Linked DNA regions of Homo sapiens: region 2 is linked to region 1. A link is a loop called in an ENCODE intact Hi-C map of the cell type or tissue named here. Cell type or tissue: IMR-90. All regions are shown on one strand. Each heading gives the region's core, and the rest is flanking DNA. Links, peaks and the distances in the headings are about the cores only.

Region 1 (7,998 bases), core at 1,689-5,688:
AGGTGGGTGGATCACTTGAGGTCAGGAGTTCGAGACCAGCTTGGCCAACATGGTGAAAGCCCGTTTTTACTAAAAATACAAAAATTAGCAGCTGGGCATGGTGGTGCATGCCTGTAGTCCCAGCTACTTGAGAGGCTGAGGCAGGAGAATCACTTGAACCTGGGAGGCGGAGGTTGCAATGAGCTGAGATCGCACCACTGTACTCCAGCCTGGGTGACAAGGCGAGACTCCATCTCAAAAAAAAAAAAAAACAAACAAAAAAAAACCAGGAAAATAAAGCCATGAGCCGCCTATGGTGGAGGCGGGCTGCTCTGCGCTGTATTCAGACCTGTGACCTGAGGTTAGGAATAGCCACCAGAAGTTGATGCACTCTGTTTTGTCCATGATGTGTCTTTAGCCCCTGAAAAGCTGAAACCACAAAAACTGTTACACTTCAGCCATACAACGAATCGGACACGTACAGGATACAGATCTCCTCTACATCTTACAGTCTGGTCATTTTTATTTCATTTCGACTTTTTATTTTTCTTTTGCATAAAGCTAATGCAGGTTGACTACACCTTTTCTGAAATGCTTGGGACCAGAAATATTTCAGACTTTGGAAGATTTGCATATATACAATGAGGTATCTTGGGGATGGGACCCAAGTCTAAACACGAAATTCATTGATTTCATATGCACCTTACACACATAGCCTGAAGGTAATTTTATGAAATTTTTAAATAATTTTGTGCATGAAACAGTTTAGACTGCATTTTGAATTTTGATTGCCACCTGTCACACAAGGTCAGGTGTGGAATTTTCCACTTGTGGCATCCTGTCGGTGCTGAAAAGTTTTAGATTTTAGAGCATTTCAGATTTTGGATTTTTAGATTAGGGATGCTCGACTGAACTTATCTATCCCAGAATTCTAGGTACTTTTTCCTTTTTTTTTCTTTTTTTTTTTTTTTTTGAGATAGGGTCTTCCTCTGTTGCCCAGGCTGGAGTACAGTGGTGTGATCATGGCTCACTGCAGCCTTGACCTCCTGGGCTCAAGTGACCTCCTACCTCAGGCTCCCGTGTAGCTGGGACCATAGGCATGTGTCACCATGCCCAGCTAATTTTTTAATTTTTTTTTTTTAGAGATGAGGTCTTGCTATGTTGCTCAGGCTGGTCTTGAACTCCTAGCCTCAAATGATCTCCCACCTCAGCCTCTCAGCATTGGGACTACAGGCATGAGCCACCCTGCCTGGCCAGTACTTTTTCAATCAATAAGATTGCCAAATATTTAAATGGTCCCTATTCATACTAATGAAGACCATTTGTAATCGTATGATTAGTTTTTAATTTTTAAGAGACAAGTGTCTATGTCACTCAGGAGTACAGTGGCATGATCATGGCTCAACACAGCCTTGACCCCCTGGGCTCAAATGATCCTCCTCAGCCTCCCAAGTAACTAGGACTCAGGCGCACTCTACTATGGTAATTAAAAATAAAATCTTTTGTAGAGATGGGGTCTTGCTGTGTTGCCCACTGGTCTCAAACTCCTGGGTTCAGGGGGTCCTCCCACTTCAGCCTCCCAAAGTGTTGGGATTACTGGGTGAGCCATCACACCCTGCCCAGTCTTATTTGATGGTTAAGGAGAATACAGTTGATAGCTGTGCTTGAACATGTAGTTTCTCCTTATGTATAAGTACTTACAAACGTCTAAACACAAGAGGACGTTGTTTAAAAATCTGAAAGAGACGACATAATTAGAAGATATCTTTCAAAGCAATATTATTTTATGAAGAAAGAAGGGAAGGAAAGCATGTGAGACAGTTCAAGGATGAGGGGATGAGGTACAAAGAAAGGTGGAAGGAAAGAAGGTAGGGAAAAAGAAAAGCAAGGAAACATGATGGCGACATGATTCTTGGTGTTACCTAATGCCGTCTCCCCTGGTGGCCCTGGGCATAGGGACATGTTCTTGTGTGTGTGGCTGGTCTGCACACTCGAGTGAAGTCAGTGCAGCTACGCATTGCTGCTACACTGCCACTGTTTCTCCTAGTTTAATAGAGAACCTTCTAGGAGGCAAAAATTTCTTACCATTAATCTTATACTCCCAAAATAGTGAGACAGAAGTTGCATGGCGTCTACGCTGGGAAAATTTCAAACATGATCCCTCCTTGGATATTTTGTCTTCACCCACTTGGGATGCTTGCCAATCACAGGCGCTATCTCCCGCATCTTTATGCCATGGTGCCCGTCCAGCACACACCCTTGTGGGCTCGTCTCCAGGACCCAGTCTCAGTACGGCTTGCCAGCTGATGAGAAACTCTACATCATTTTGCAATAAATTCTGCAACTTACCTGCTTTCTTGAACTCTCATACACACCCTTCCCCAGTCACTTATTTTATTTTTCGAGACAAGAGTTTTGCTCGTTGCCCAGGCTGGAGTGCAGTGGTGTGATCTTGGCTCACTGCAACCTCTGCCTCCCAGGTTCAAGCAATTCTCCTGCCTCATCCTCCCAAGTAGCTGAGATTACAGGCATGTGCCACCATGCCCGGCTAATTGTGTATTTTTAGTAGAGACGGTGTTTCACCACGTTGGTCAGGCTGGCGTCGAACTCCTGACCTCAGGTGATTGCCCGCCTCAGCCTCCCAAAGCTCTGGGATTACAAGTGTGAGCTACTGCGCCCGGCTGCCCCCAGTCACTTCTTTAAAGAGGCTATGGACCAAGTTGTCAGGCAAGGAAAATGAAATCCTGCTTTCACCTTCTGTGTTTGGGCTGGGGTGTTTGTTTATAGCTGACTCACTGTTTCAACAAGTCTGTTGATCAGGATTTGATTATTGTACACACTTCAATCTACTCCATGATTTTGTGACTTGTTGCTGAAACTTTTAAAGGGGAGGCTGCAATTTTTAGGATATGAAAAGACAGCCTTAAAGTAAAAACATATTTCTGACTTTAACCACAATTATGCAATTTTTCTGTGTGACATTGAAAAAAAGTGTCCCAGTGAAGATGTACAAATTTAGAAAGGATAAAATAACCTCCTCTTTTGAGGTTTTGATCTCAAAAACATCTTATGACAAAAAAATAGCCGGTTAACAATTCGCCTATAGATGAAGAAACCTAAGGCAGCAGCTAGCTGGAGCCTCCTTTGCTTCTTCACAGGCCGTTCTGTAATCTCATACGCTCTGCTGTACAGCACTGGCTTTGAAGAATATTTGGGCAGCTTCAAGAACCCACCTTCTCAAGGCTATGCAGGGACCAGGTCGGCCTCAGGGTCCTCCTCCCAGGAACTCCCGTTGTGGAAGTTCTTGAAGCTGGCCTCTTCCCCACAGGGCCTTGTGGACTTTCTGAGCTGCCTCCTGTCCTAAACTGAGCCAATGCTAAGGATCAAGGTTTAGGAGGTTAAGAGATCTGATAGCTCAGAAAAATGTAAAAAACTATGGAGGATACAAAAGTGAACCATGTGAAGCAATCTCACTGAGAGCCTTGAAGTTCCTTGGTTTGTACATTTCACAGAAAGGAGTAATTCTAATTGAGTGGCAACCCTCCTTTCTGGTTTATTACTAACCTTGTTTGTGGCTTAGGTACCTGAGTTGATTTTTTTTTTTTCTTTTTCTGAGACAAAGTATTGCTCTGTTGCCCAGGCTGAGTGCAAGTGGCGTGATCCTGGCTCACTGCAACCTCTGCCTCCCAGGTTCAAGCAATTCTCCTGCCTCAGCCTCCTGAGTAGCTGGGATTATAGGCATGTGCCACCACACCCGGCTGTTTTTTGCATTTTTAGTAGAGACAGGGTTTCACCATGTTGGCCAGGCTGGTTTTGAACTACTGACCTCAAGTGATCCACCCACCTCAGCCTCCCTCTCGGATTACAGGCATGAGCCACCGTGCCAGGCATTTTTTTTTTTTAGTAAGATAAAATAAGTATAAAGCATAAAGATGGTTGTATATTAACTTTTTCTGATACTCTAATGATGTTTTTAAATAACTATACTTTCTAAATAAGAGATTTTTAAAATAAAAATCATCCCTCATGTTATGCTACTTGTAACAAAACACGGAGAGGTTTCTTTCCTGAGCCCCCTCCTTCTTCCTCCATTCCTATCAGCTGTTCATGTCGTTCTATATGAAACACTGGTCTACAGAACATTTTCAAGTATATTTACTCTTTATTGCATTCCTTCATTTGCATTAAACAATATTTTTTCAATACAGTTTTGGACAAAACACAAAGACATTAAGCTCATTTAACAAGAGACATAAGTTAACACAATGTGTGCTGCTTTCATGAGGAGGAAAGAGGCAAGATCTTAGAGGAATCCAGGATACTGGCCACCAGGAATCACAGGATCTCACAATACAATCCACTTCTTTAAAAGCCACAAAATAAGCTAGGGAAGAAAACCCAAAACAAAGAAGATATGACATCCAAGTCTCCACCAAAAGTATACAAATGGCAAGATTTGGAGATGATCTGCTTTCTCACATGAGGACAAATAACAGAGGAGCCACACCCAAGTGCCACTGTGGCCACAAGCCTCATGGGTGGCGTGTGAGGTAAGCACCTTAGGATGGCTTCTAATTGCTTGTCCTTGCATTTTAAGCAGCAGTTGGGAGAGAGAGGCACACTCCATAAGTCTCATCACCAAATATGACCTAATTAAATTCCTGCTAAGTCAGTCAGTTGTAAGACAAATCACCCTCAAAAGGACTCAACGGGTGCTTCCTTTTGGAAGAAGTGTGTGGAGGGTAAAGGAAATGTGTTCAATGTATTGGAATGGACAATAAAGGACTGAGGGAGAGGGCTAGAAAATGATTGATTTTTCTGGAGAATAGTGTTTTAGACACTAGATAGTACAGATCATTTAAAATAAAGGATAAATTCTAAGTAAGTCATTAAGCTAAGGAAAAAGCAGTGATACTAGTAAGCCTTAATATTATACTAAGGAATTGACCCACTTGGAGTTGGACACTAATTAGTGCTGAGAGGTTTGTAAATTACTTTAATAACTCCTTTCTGTTTGGGGGTGTATGCTTTTTCCATACCTATCTTTCACATGTTTTTAACAACATCTTCTAAGTGGTAATAATGAGCATATCTCTTACCACAGAGCAAATTAGTTATACTTAAGGGGAAGTCACAACCAACACGGTAGTCATCTGACTTTCTATTAAGAAAGATCTTCTGACTGCAACTTGAAAACATCTCTGACAATGATTGAGAACAGCATTTTAGAGATTCAATGCCTTGTTTCTTCAGGCAAAGAGAATACCAGTCTTGTGGGAGACCTTTAACCAAATACCCAGTGACTTTTAGTGTTAGCTCAGGACAGCTGTCAGAGGATCTCTGGCCCACACCTCGATTTACTAAGCCAGATTTGCATGTAGAAAGTCTGCCTTCTAATCGGCCAACTGTTGTCATGCAACATTCATGACACTGACTGAGAGTTTTCAAGGGTGATGGTGCTAGTAGAGAGGTTGAAACGTGTAGTGTCCACAAGTACTGGATGGTTCCCACCCAGAGGGACTGAGCAAGAAGGAATCACTTTAGCCTGCATGGGAAGGTAAGCGCAGCATTCTAAACCAAATTGACACCTTCCACGAGACACTAAGCTATCTCAGTATGCATAAGGAAGGGAGTTTTATTGCACTAATCATGCAGAGCGAGCACATGTTGAAGGTAGAGAACGTTCCACTTAGTCCAGTATCTTGAGTAAGACAGTGAAGATCCTAGGCCATCTTCACCTTGGTCACTTCCCTTGGTCACTGTGTGTTTCAAATAGTTCATTTTCAATCAAAATCAAGGGGGCTACTGCAAAAGAAATACCAAAACACAAAAAAACAGATGAGGGTCCGTAAAAAACTATTCATCAAAAAAAAAAAAAAAAAAATCACTAAAAGCTTCTTAATGGTTATCCTACATTTCCCACTATGCATTTGCTATTAGATGAGCACTTCACAAAAGAAAATGGTCACAGCTCCATGCATGTAAAAGCAGGTTCCAATAAATATGTACCATTAAGTTTTTCCTGCATTGTGACAAGGAAGTTTTGCGAAGCAGGACAGGGAGAGCAAACCAACAGTACAACCAACTTCCTTGCTTGGTCTCTCGGACCTACAACACAGCGAAGAATTCAAATAAATGGAAACAAACTTATCTAGGAAAGCAACTCTTAGAATAGGCACAGGGATTTAACAGGGTGGTAAGTTTGGTTGATGGTCATTAAATGTTGTATGTACTTACGCTCCTTCTTCTCTTAAGAGGGCCAAGAATTTTCTCACACGGTATTCAGGATCCATCTAAATACATCAGAAGAAATGAAGATGGGTTAATGGTACCTTCTAACAACTCTGCACTTGCTTCATGAGAAGGCAGTGTTCGGTTTCACACTTCATCAATGCTCTGCTAGGTCACTGAATGTGTTACCTGCTCCTTGACCAGCATTCTCACACAAAACAAAGCAGATCACATCATTTGGAGGAAGTGAATGGGGTTTTCCAGAACTATGTACACTGGGTTCCAAAAGACCCAAGCCCGCTGGCCATCATAGGCACTTGGGCCAGGCGTGCCCTGTGCTGATGCCTGTGAGGCATCGCTGTGAGACTGGACAGGGCCATTCATCAGAGTTCAAATGACAACCAATTCACCTGTTGAAGGTGTAAAAGGCTACTAAAGTCACAGCAAAGTAGAAGATACCAAGTTGAGGTTAATTCAACAACTAAAAAATAGCTTATTAACTCTACATAACCAACCATGTAGCTTTTCTTAGCCTCAGTATCCGTCATATAGTTTCTTCTTTGTAGTAACAAAGTTGTGCTAAAACTAAAAAAATGAAGAGTACTGCTGATTCCTGAAATCATCTCCAGATGAATCTGGGTCTCCTGTGACTGCGAATGTGTCATGAGTCTAAGAAAAGATGGCGCAACTTTGTTTCAGGTGCTTCGTTCAGGTCGTTATTATTAGCTATCTCGACTGGTTTTCATTTTCTATTCATATTTATACTAACTCGTTAAATGTACTTTATTCTCGTAGGCCCACAGGAGATATGAAGTTATCTAGAAAACAATCGTTAAAAACATCTTTAGTTCCTGAAGATGAATTTTTATTGTAAGAAACACACCTAACTTTTAAAATATGTTTCAGAGCAGGAGTCTGTTTCCCAAGAGGGAACTCCCTGCCCTCCAGGAATAACTTTCAAATGCTCAGTGCAGCTGTGGGGAGATGTGCAATTGGACTCCCACTCCAACCACGGATTTTTTTTTCTTTTCTTTCTTTTTTTTTTAAGATTTCTTCTATCCCAGAAAAACACTGAACAGAAGTTTCAAATGTATCAAAGGTAAGAGGTCAGACTACAAAGGACTAAGAAAAAGTGTGAATAGCTAACAAAAGAAACATTTTTCCTTTTTGGGAATAGAATTACATATGAATCAATTGTCAAGTTCTTAAAAAAAAAAAAAAAAAAAGAACTGGCTGGAGCGCAGTTGTAGTTGGTACTTGCAGTTCTTTGCCCATTAAATATATTTAATATGTGTGAGCAACAACTTACTGACTTGCCTGTAGCTATGGAATTAAAAGTCAGGAGAAAGGGAGGAAAAAAGTAATCTAGATAAATGACTTTATTCCCTCAGGTGACATCCAGTCAGAGCAGATCCTCAGCTCTGTGCAAGTTTTAACAGAATAGCATGTAGTGAACAGAGAGGTACCACGACTTATATTCTGCAAAACTACATGCCTCTTCACTTAGGTTCAGCCTCTCTAAGGCAGATCTAAAGAGAATTCACTCAGCTGCACGAAATCCATTTGACATGAAGGGGTTCAAACTCAGAGGCCTATGAAATGTCAGTCGCTGAAGATCAGGCCTGAGTGCCCCACTCTCACTCTCTATCCCACATGCATAAGAAGCATTAACTTGATCACTGACCTGCAGGCATCAAAGGAAGGGAAAGGGATGAGGGTTGGGGAAAAAATCCACATAGTTTCTTCTATGCAATTATTGAAAAAAAATTATACTGAAACTTAAAAAAA
Region 2 (5,772 bases), core at 1-4,000, 75 kb before region 1:
GAAAAAAAAGAATAAGGGACAACATGGCAAGACCTCATCTGTCTACTAAAAATAAAAAAAAATTAGCCAGGTGTGGTGGTGTGTTCCTGTAGTGCCAGCTACTCAGGAGGCTGAGGTGGGAGGATCACTTGACCCCAGGAGATGGAGGCTACAGTGAGCACTGATCGCACTACTGCGCTGCAGCCTGGACAACAGAGCGAGATCCTGTCTCCAGAAAGAAGAAGAAGGAGAAGGAGAAGGAGAAGAAGAAGAGAGACTGAGGGCCAATCTAGGGAGTTTGATGCTGCCTGGGGGAGGAACACTGACAGGTGAGCTCAATGGCCATTTTTTGGAATGCTTCTGGGGGTAAGGTGGGCCTCCAGAGACTCTTCCCTGAACAAGCTAGAGAAACAGAAGCCACAGACTCTAAGAGTATATTAGCGTGGGGGAAGCCCTTGAGGAGCTGGCCAGGGGTTCTGAAGGAATAACAGGGGTGCTGAGTTGTGAGAGGGCAGAGGGAACCTTCCAGGTTAAAACTGGCTCCTCTGCATGGGGGAGGGGTGTGACAGAGGACAGGGAAGGGGAGGAGGCAGGCGAGAAGGACCAAGCCTGTGCCCAGCCTCAGGGACAGGGCTGAGCCCCTACCTACAGCCCAGGAGGTATATTTGCTTGCTAGAGTTGACCGTTCTTGAGATGAAATCAGGGGCAAGCCAGCGAGAGGAGCTTTCCACTCAAGGAGCTCCGTACCCCCTGTTGTAAAGCCCAGCCATGCCTCGGCAGGCCTAGCAGAACTTGCCAGGTGCCCTAGTGGGCTCCTTGGTGGCCTAACTCTCCATCTCCTAATGCGCGCCCTCCCCAGCAGCCTGCCCTCTCCCAGAGGCAGAACCCAGAAGGCCTCCCTCCTGCGATCAGACCCAGGCACCACCTGCTTCTCCAGCCACTGCCCAGGACACCACTTCCCCCTGAGAGTTGGCAAATCCGTCGTTTTGGTTACCACCTCATGGAGATTCAGCCCCTCTGGAAGTAAGACATTTTCTTTTTTTATTTTTTGAAACAGGGTCTCACTCCATCGACCAGGCTGGAGTGTAGTGGTGCCATCCTAGCTCACTGCAACCTCAAATGCCTGGGCTCAAGCAATCCTCTCCCCTCAGCCTCCCGAGTAGCTGAGACTGCAAACACATGCCACCACACCTGACTTAGTTTTAAATTTTTGCAGAGACAGGGTCTCACTATGTTGCCCAGGTTGGTCTCAAACTCTTGGCCTCAAGTGATCCTCCTGCCTCAGACTCCCAAGATGCTGGGATTACAGGTATGAGCCATTCTTGATACCTGGGATGGGACATGGTCCAGAATGGGGACAGGAAAGACTCCAGAACTAGCAGAACCACACACTCCAGCCAGAAAAAGAGGCGAAGGAAGTTGAAGGAAAAGCAAGCCTCCCGATCAGGAGCCCCCAGCAGTTTCTAGCAGGCAGACTGGCTCACTTCTTCCCCGGGCAGGCCTGTTTTCCAGGACGCTCACTCACGTGGGAAACAGCTCAGTGCACACATGCACTGAGTCAAAGCTTTCTTGGAAGATACAGTGATTTCTTGATTTTGTTAGAACTGACTCACACACACCCTCACTCACTCCATGAGCCAGGGAAGCAGGGCTGCCCACCACACTGAGCAGGAGACTGGGGTTTGAGTTTGAGCTCAGGTCGGCCTCCAGCAGTGTCTCGGAAAGCTCAGAGAGAAGTCAGGCAGTGAGGTGACCAGATGGGGAGTCGGGGTGGGTTGGCTGTCCCTTCCTCCCTAACACTCACCTTCTGATTCTTCTTAGAGGGCTGGTAAGGCTCCCAGGACTGGCATTCAGGCCTTGGCATGCCAGAGGATCAAAAGAAACTGCCCGTCCTTTCATGCAATTGATACAAGAAGCAACAGAAATTGCAGCTTGCTTTCAGTGGGACGTTAGAACTTGTGGAAGGAGCCATCACCCAGGGAGCTCAGCTGAAGCGTCAGGGCTCAGGCCCAGCTTCCACGCACATGCTGCTTCCCGGTTTGCTGACGTCCTCTGTGCTGAGAGCACCATGTCACTCCTCAGCTGACATCACTCTGGATTGGCAGCCAGGGCCATGAGCTCGTTTTGTCAACAACCCTCCCCCTCTTTTTGCTCTTTCCTGGCTGTGTGGTGGACTCTTCAGGGACACAGCAGTCACTGCGCTGCAGGGACAGTCCCCAAGTGCCAAGGCACAGCCTAAAGGGGCCTGTTCCCACCATGGCATCCGTGACAAGAACCAGGAGCCAGAATGCAGGTTTCTGGGACTTGTCAGCTCCCTTCTGAGTGCCCTGTTGAGGATTCCTAGAAGTCCAGACACCTCACCCCCCTAACCTGGATGGACCACGCAGAGCCAATAGGAATACTTTTCTGTGGACGTGCCATGTTGGAATCCCAGATCTCCCTGCCCTGCCAGCCCCTGCCAGCTTCCTGGGGACCCAACTGGTGAGTTTCACCCCCAAAGTGGCTGCGACATTGGAAGGCCAGGGCCACCCCTGCCTTTTCCATTGCTCGGCAGCTCAATCGTTCATCCATAATCCCCAGGCGTGGAGGCAGGGCTGGGGGCTCAAGGGGCTCTCGGTGCAGCGGCAGGGGCGGGGGCAGGGGCTCCCCTAACTGCAGAGGCTAGCCTTACACACCCAGCAACACATGTCCCCCTTTATGGCCCGGGCTTTCTCTCGGTGCTTAAAGCCAACTGTGAAAAGAGCAGGGCTGATTCTGGCTGCCTGGCCGTTTCCTGGCAACAGGCCTGGCAGGAGGTCTTTCTTTCTCCCCCCAACCTCCCTTCTCTCCTCCACCACCCCCCTCTCTCTTTTCCCCCCTGTGTCTTGTGTTGTGTATCATTAAAACTTCCCTCCCAGCCACTTCGCAGCCAACAACCAGGCCCTTCTGGGGCTAGTTCCCTCCGGGCAGCTCAGCCGGCCCGGGGTGGGGGCTCCGAGGGGTCAAGGCCCCCAGAGAGGAGGCTTTGTGTTCTGGAACCAAGGCTTAAACTCAAGTTGGCAACCTTTGGCACGTTTGTGAGGGGCAGCCACCAGCACCCCCTCTGCAGGCACCTCTTCCTTCTCTGTCTTCCTCCCCCACCTTTCAGGGTCTCGGTCTCTTCCTTTAGTGCCTGGAGCCTGCCAATAGTGCCACTGGGCACTGCCCAAAACCACGCGGGCCTCACGAGGCTGGGCATGGACAACCCTTCACCTAGGAGGACAAGCCTCTGCTGAAGGCTGGGGTAGCTCTAGCCAGAGGCCTGCAGCCAGCTCTGGCACAGTGTCCTGGTCTGCCCTGAAAGGGCACAGGAACACAAAGGGTGTTGGCCTCAGGGATCACGGGGAAGCAGAGCATTCACTCAATGCATACAGGACCCAAAGAACTCTTCATTTGGCAGTTTCAACCTGCAGGGACACTGAGACCCAGAGGGGGTGAGTGCCTTGTCCGGGGACACACAGCCAGTCAGGAGAAAGCTGAAGCTGGAACCCTGGTTTCCCAGTCCCCTCCTCTGTGGCTCTTCACTGGAGGGGACCCGGAGGGGAACAAGTGGCTCCCTGAGGCCCACGCACCTTTTGGGCCTGACCTGCCTGCCTCCAGAGCAGTGCTCAGGGGTGTCTGAACTTGACCCCGCCACTCTGGGGCCCTCCCCCTCTTCTCCTAGACCCTGAAGAAAGCCTCTGATGGGCCTAGAACAGAGAAGGTGACCCAGGACCTTGCCCAGCCTTTCTGGACAACTGGAAGACAGTTACGCTTCGTCCTCCACCTCTCCCTCCAACGTGAGTATCCGAGTCACAGGGGCCTAGTGCTGGCCTCCTCTGTCATCCAACCCACTCTTAAGGCTGGATGGGCCACCCCAGATCACCTATCTGGTACCTTGAGGCAGAGCAGATGCTGGGGGTAATCTCAGCTCATAGCCAGGTGGCTTCCGGGTGCAATTCTGGGGTTCTGCCAGCTCTAGCCTCGCTCACCCACAGGGTCTCTGGCCAACCAAGATGCCCTGACCACACAGACTGTATGGTCAGGCACTTACAGCGCACCCTGACTGCAAGCCCTCAGCTCTGTTGTCCCATGTTCCGGTGTTTTCCAGACTCCAGGCATTTCCATGCTACCCCCACTCTATAGCTGCATGCATACCTGTTCTGCTATTTTTTGAACACTTTTCTTTACATTGATTTGCATTGTTCTTAATAACGTCAACTGAAAAGAAGATTTTAGATTTACTCATTTTCAACAATGAGGTTTCATTCTAACCAGACACTATGGCCCTGCAAAGGCTCTGAATGTGTGACTTTCTCTCTTTATTAGAAAAGGATCTTAGCAAGTGTTGGAGAGGTGCTGAAGTCGTATTAGGACCAACCAGACTTTTTCTTTGAGGATACTCAGAAGGAGTGAAGGAGAATGGAACAGGGGGTGTGAATAAATGAGCTTTCTCCATGTGTGATTCAAAGTGGTTTAACCCATGCCTCACCTTCTAGAACACCCGTGGCCCTCTCTAGCCATGAGAAGTGTCACCACTAGCCATCAAAATGCTCCCAAAAGTCCAACCTTTGACCAAACTACATTTCAGATTTTCATTTCAGATTTTCTTAAATTCTGGAGAAAAAAGAAAATAAAGTAAAAGAATAAATATTTTGGTTATGCCATGTACTCTGATTTGGGATTCAGAAATATGATTTCTGGCCAGGTGTGGTGGCTCATGCCTGTAATCCCAGCCCTTTGAGAGGGGAGGATCTCCTGAGCCCAAGAGTTGGAGATCAGCCTGGGCAGTGTAGGAAGAAGACACCATCTCTAAAAATAATAAAAAGTTAGGCAGGTGCGGTGGTGCATGTCTGTGGTCTCAGCCACTCAGGAGGCTGAAGTGGGAGGATTGCTTGAGCCCGGGAGGTCGAGGCTGCAGTAAGCCGTGTTTGTGCCATTGAACTGTAGCCCAGGCGACAGAGCGAGACCTCATCTCAAAAAAAAGAAAGGAAATATGATTTCCCACATTACCACACCTGCTGATGTGCATAGCAAAAGGCTGGGTGTGGGGGTGGGGAGGCTATGGTAGGCAAAGGTAGGGGTGGGTGATGAGGATGAGGGGAGGAAGGCTTTTGGGCAGTCTGAGAAAAGCAAGAGAGCTGGGAACATCTCGTCACCAACAGTCCTCAATCACTAAGACAGCCTGGTTAGGATTCTGCCATTATGTTTGGTCTCATGATAATAACAGGTCTTAGGAAGTCAGCCTGTGTTATCTACTAGATGCCCTGAGCTTTTTGGGTAAACTATGCCATTTAACCCTGCCAAGGGTGGAATTAGTATACCCATTTGCCAGATAAGAAACGGCCACAGAGAGATCTAGATAACTTGCCCAAAGTCACAGCTCAGCAGCAGGGAGCCAGGATGTGAACTTGTTCTTTCTGATCACAGAACTCATGCTCCCCCCACCCCACCACAGCATCACTTTGCCCCCACCCCCTACTCCCATCCCAACCTGAGGCTATTTGGCCAGTGAGGACCAGGCCTTAGGAGATAACCATCCCCTCAGGTGAAAGAGTGAGTCCCAGTGTCCCCAGGCAAGGCTTCCACCAGCCCCTCCCAGCAGAGACTTTAGGAAGTGCTCCTGTGTGGCATGGCTGGTGGGGCTGTGCCCCTCCATCCCCGAAACACACTCAGGGAGCCTGAGAATGGCTCCTAGACACCTGAGAATGAAGGGCAGAGGGGAGACTGTAGGAGGCAGGTGGCTGGGCTGCTGCTTTTTCTCTTTTTAAAAAATTGAGGCCAGGCGTGGTGCCT

The links. Hi-C counts contacts between places; a loop is a spot of excess contacts. Peaks named below come from ENCODE experiments on the same cell type or tissue, not always from the same donor. Only the 100,000 strongest peaks of a DNase experiment are listed, where the experiment ranks them.
Region 2: a loop joins it to region 1, with 5 times the contacts of the local background. A loop is called at or near these places in 1 of 110 quality-filtered maps.

The regions. Positions count from the first base shown.
Region 1 is chr17:46,753,588-46,761,585 of GRCh38, reverse strand. NSF (N-ethylmaleimide sensitive factor, vesicle fusing ATPase) reads right to left here. Exons shown (of 21, transcript NM_006178.4): 20 at 6,217-6,272; 21 at 4,122-5,784. The coding sequence ends at 5,763. It also overlaps a transcript of LRRC37A2 not described here. Among named protein-coding and RNA genes, the nearest start is that of WNT3, 61 kb to the left of the region's middle. RefSeq lists an enhancer at 2,609-2,903. In IMR-90, for the core only: no CTCF peak of the experiment used is centred there; no DNase peak of the experiment used is centred there.
Region 2 is chr17:46,829,452-46,835,223 of GRCh38, reverse strand. LOC101929777 (a long non-coding RNA gene) reads left to right here and starts at 2,122. Exons shown (of 3, transcript XR_429986.3): 1 at 2,122-2,460; 2 at 3,662-3,776; 3 at 4,306-4,434. It also overlaps a transcript of LRRC37A2 not described here and a transcript of WNT9B not described here. RefSeq lists enhancers at 1,576-2,223, 2,224-2,871, 2,872-3,519. In IMR-90, for the core only: no CTCF peak of the experiment used is centred there; a DNase peak (open chromatin) is centred at 1,533; H3K27me3 peaks cover 474 bases.